2 separate regions of the Homo sapiens genome follow, and region 2 is linked to region 1. Evidence: read pairs that join two places in POLR2A ChIA-PET (ENCODE). Cell type or tissue: HepG2. All regions are shown on one strand.

What was found. Peaks named below come from ENCODE experiments on the same cell type or tissue, not always from the same donor. Only the 100,000 strongest peaks of a DNase experiment are listed, where the experiment ranks them.
Region 2: POLR2A ChIA-PET joins it to region 1 with 5 read pairs; 2 of 35 experiments call an interaction of 5 or more read pairs at or near these places.

Annotation. Positions count from the first base shown.
Region 1 is chr6:63,515,400-63,517,899 of GRCh38, reverse strand. It overlaps a transcript of LGSN not described here and a transcript of PTP4A1 not described here. Among named protein-coding and RNA genes, the nearest start is that of PTP4A1, 56 kb to the left of the region's middle. In HepG2, no CTCF peak of the experiment used is centred here; a DNase peak (open chromatin) is centred at 1,539; H3K4me3 peaks cover 1,301 bases.
Region 2 is chr6:63,377,653-63,380,152 of GRCh38, reverse strand. It overlaps a transcript of LGSN not described here. Among named protein-coding and RNA genes, the nearest start is that of LGSN, 59 kb to the right of the region's middle. In HepG2, no CTCF peak of the experiment used is centred here; no DNase peak of the experiment used is centred here.

The DNA.
Region 1 (2,500 bases):
TTGCAGGCGTGAGCCACCAAGCTTGGCCCTACTGAGATTTTATGTGTCAATGGATTCTTTTAAAAACTATTGGGTTGCGCTAGTAGAGACATTTTTGACATGATTTTGGACATAGTCTGTGTTTGGAAGCAGAGGAAGGCTGCTCCTTAATTTTTAATTCTCCATCAGTGTCTGTGATACATATTGTGGAATTATAGATCATTATTGACAATTTCTGATATAAAAGTCATATATATGTGTGTGTATGTGATTGTGTGTGTGCATGTGTGTGTGTGTTGATAGATAGTGAAGGTCCTTGTTTTGAGTTTTTAGAGTGTATTTCCCTTTACAAAATTGTTTCTTTTGTTCATAGTGCTATTGTTGTTAATTGAGGTTATCATCAGGAGATCTTTCACCATTTAAATGGTTTCACTTTACGGGGCATCATGTGTGCATACCTTTATTTTCCATTTTAAATTTCTTTTTAAAATTCAGAGTCCTTCAGACTAAGAACATTAGGCAACACTTGGTGTAAGAAAATATGTGGTTACCATGGGGATTAGGAGCTATTCCAGGTCTGTTTGACCTCTTTTCTTTATTGCAGGTAATTTATTCTAATACATCAAAAATTGCTTCTCAGGAGAAACTCTATTCTTTGATAGGCACCCTTATAGTTCTTTAATGCCACTGGTCTGAAAGGTAAGACTTTCCAGATATATTTTATTTTTCTGAATAGTTAGACCATAATATTATCCTTGTTTAATAATAATATAATAGTAATAATAAGCATGATGTATTGCACACTTACTATGTAGCTAGCACATAATCTCATTTAATTCTTAAAACCTTTCTTTGTGGTAGTATTATTAATTAGAATTAGGTTTGGCAGACAGAGAAATAAATATCCCAAAACAATGGCTTCGGTCAATGGTTTATTTCTCTTGCCTATTCAAGAAATCCAGAAGAGTCAGTTTGGGGTTGATATGATACGGTGGCAGAGACTCAATCTCTTTCTGTCTAATACCTCTGGCACATATAGCTTCCAATTCCAAGGTCACCTCATCCACAGAGGAAACTGTTGGAGCTTCTGCCTTCATGTCCATATTCTAGCTGTAGGAAGAAGGAAGAGGAAGTCCTACCCCTTTCTTTAAGAATACTTCCCAGAAGTAGCACATGCCATTGCCACATATATCCCAAAACTCAGATGGCCACACCTAGTTGTAAAAGAGATTTTTTTCCACTCACCTGTGTGTCCTGCTAAGAACTAAGATTCTGTTGCTTTGAAAGATGAGAAGAATGAGTATTAAGAGACAGCCAGCAGTATGCCATGTTTGAGTGCCCTCATGCCCAACTTACAAATGGAAAAATTGAGTCATAAGAAGTTAAATGGACTTACTAAGAGCTCACAGCTGGTGGAGTCAAGATTCAAAGCTAGATCATTCAAACTTCAGAGCTCTCAAGCACTACTTTGAAGTGCTTCTACCGTAAAACAGTTGTTTGACTTTATTCATCTCTTCTGCTAAATTAGTCTAAAGAAAACATTTCTGGACTAAGTTGCCAGGTCAATCTGTTGAAACAATGGAATCCTTTATTTTCCCAAGCATTCTTGGCAAAGGGCACAGTACTGGTATCAACTTGTGCAATGAAGCCTTTACTTTTGCTGACCTTTTGGATAGGTGGATTCAAAAAATTTAGTGACAGGTTTAGAGAATTGCCTGGTGTACAGATTAAAGTCTTATTTTCAATCTTCTACTTGCTTAGGGTTGCAACAGGTTTTAACTTCATTAAAATATGCTTTGCTGTTCTATTGATGGTTTAGATTTTCAACAAGGTAATAAAGGGACACAGTTTTCAATAGAGCCAATAAGAATAAATAAAAATAAATGATTTACTGTAGGAAAAATCCAGTAAATTATGATCATTTTTCTACTGAAAATTTTTCAAGATAAATGATAGCACATCTTAGAATAAATCAGACTATGTTACTTCTAAGTTATTTGGAAAGTATTACATTTAGATGGTTAACTTGTAATTCTTTAATATCTTACTTGTGTAAAAATCTAAATCATATAACACATTATGAACTAGGCCTCCCTTCCTTTCCCTTTCCTTTCTTCCTTCCATTTCACAAAGCCTAATTTGTTGTTCTTTTCCTTAGGTTCGTTTTTGTTTAGATTCTTCTCTCTTCCTAGCTCACAAGGGTTTTTAATCATTCTCATGCCTGACTAGCTCTTTGCTTTCTAGCACCGAGGGAGAAAATGAGAATATGAATTAATAAATCAATAAAAAAGTAAATACCATGCTTTATACATGTCAACTCAAGATTGCTATGTTGCTTACAATTTTCAACATTTTAAATAACTTCTGTAAATTTATCAATATTTTTTAGAGGCCAGGTGGGGTGGCTCACGCCTATAATCTCAGCACTTTGGGAGGCTGAGGCAGGCAGGTCTCCTGAGGTCAGAAGTTTGAGACCAATCTGGCCAACATGGTGAAACCCCATCCCTACTAAAAATACAAA
Region 2 (2,500 bases), 140 kb after region 1:
AAAATAATTTTATGAGGCCGGGCGTGGTGGCTCATGCCTGTAATCCTAGCACTTTGGGAGGCCAAGGCGGTGGATCACCTGAGGTCAGGAGTTCGAGACCAGCCTGGCCAACATAGTGAAACCCAGTCTCTACTAAAAATACAAAAAATTAGCTGGGTGTAGTGGCAGGCGCCTGTAATCCCAGATACTTGGGAGGCTGAGGCAGGAAAATTGTTTGAACTCGGGAGGCAGAGGTTGCAGTGAGCCAAGATTGCACCATTACACTCCAGCCTGGGCAACAAGACCAAGACTCCATCGCAAAAAAAAAGAAAAAAATTATATGGCAGATTGCTTCTACATTAACTACAGCAACATTTTACAAGCCTGCAAAATTTTTGTAAAAAAACAAAAACAACTAAAACTAGCTTCATGGATCCTACTCCAGAGAGTTTGATTAAGTAAGTTGAATGCATGAACTAAGACTCTGTATTTTTAACAAGCTTCTGAGGTGCTTCTGCTAATCACTGAGTTATTGACCACTGGAGCAAGAGGAGCTAAAGAGGACCTGCTGTAGTCTGCTTGATACACACACATCATACAAATATTAATCACTGAGAAAAATTGAAAAGGCAATTTTATTGGCAATACAGATAAGGAAAGAAACAACATCAACTGCACTTCCACCTTTATCCTATTTTTCCTCCCAGGTGCAAGTCATCCCTGAGGAAGTAGTGACCAGCTGTGGATGCTACGCTGAGGCCCTTCTTTAAGAGTGATCTGATGGCACTGGATGTCTGCTGAGGCTTGTGTCTAGAAGGAATGAAAGGATGTGCCAACAACAGCAGTTGTCTCCTCGTTTTCAAAGCTCAGGCCTCATGGTATCCCCTTCTCTTGGTTCTGTTTACTAAAACATATCAGTGCCTGACTATGCCTGAATGATCCATCTTCCTTAAGGCTGCTACACCATAACTAGGAGCTTTAAAAAAAAGGGGGGGGCATTTACTCTCTGAGGCACTCAAAAAAGCACATGCTTTTAATTGAGGGATGGGGGTGACAATGGATCATTCTGTTGATTTTAACTATCTCATATTTGTTAACAGCATCATTTCCATGGATAGCTTTCTGAAAGACTGCCTATCCACTTAGAGGTGAGGAGAAGTAATAGGGGAGGAAACCCTGCCGAGCTGCAAAAAGTTCTAAATCCAGTCCTTTAATTATCTTGCTTAAAATTCTTTATTGGCTCTTTGATACCCTCAGAATAAAGCAAACTGCTTAAACATGACTTACAAAGTAATTGCTATAGTTTGAATATTGTCCCCCAAATCACATGTTGAAATTGATTCCTAGTGTCAGAGGCGGGGACTGTGAGAGGTGTTGGGGTCATGGGGCATATCTCTCATGAATAGATTAATGCTCTGTCAGCATGGGGTGGGGTTGTGTGAGTTCTCACTCTTATTAGTTCCCAAAGAGTTGGTTATTCAAAAAGAGCCTGGCATCTCCCTCCTTTTTGTCTCTTGCCTCCTCTCTCACGTGTGATCTCTGTGCATGTGCCTTTCCGTTGCCTTCCCCATGAGTGGAAGTGGCCTGAAGCCAATGCTGGTGCCATGCTTCCTGTACAGTCTGCAGAACTATGAGCCAAATAAACCTATTTTCTTTATAAATTACTCAGCCTCAGATATTCCTTCATAGCAACACAAATAGAGTAAGACAGCCATTAATATCATGCCTATACCTGAGACAGTGGTATGCATTAAACATTACATCTGCCCCTACTTTTCTAGGTCATTATAATTTTGGGGGTGGGGTGGGAGAAGCATATGACTAGTGCTAACCAATAGGCTGTGGGTAGAAGTGATGTGTGTCACTTCTAGACTGAAGTATATAAAAGTCATTCAGATGTCTGTTCCCCTGCTGTGGTGATCAAGAAAGCCAGATGTTTCTATTGTTGCGGATATGAGATGTTGTCTCCATTACTCTAGATCCCTAAGCGTTTGTGTTCATTAGATGCTGCAGCTAAACTGAAATTCTTTCAGTTCCTTGGTCATGCTTACCTGTCATCCTTTGCAAATACTTTTCTCTTTCTAGATTGCTTTTCCATCTCTTCTTCAAGTGTCTCTTTTTCTTTTTTTTTTTTTTTTTCAAAAATCTGGTTTAATCTTCTACCTAGACCACTAAAACCTTTCTCCATATCAGCAATAAGGCTGTTTTTCTTTCTTGTTATTCATCCTTTTTCTTTTCTTTTTTTTTTTTTTTTTTTTTTGAGATGGAGTCTCTCTCTGTCGCCCAGGCTGGAGTGCAATGGCACGATCTCGGCTCACTGCGACCTCCACCTCCCGGGTTCAAGCGATTCTCCTGCCTCAGCCTCCTGAGTAGCTGGGACTAGAGGCGCACACCACCACGCCCTGATAATTTTTTGTATTTTTGGTAGAGATGGGGTTTCATCATGTTGGCCAGGCTGGTCTCAAACTCCTGACCTTAAGTGATCCTCCTGCCTCGGCTTCCCAAAGTGCTGGGATTACAG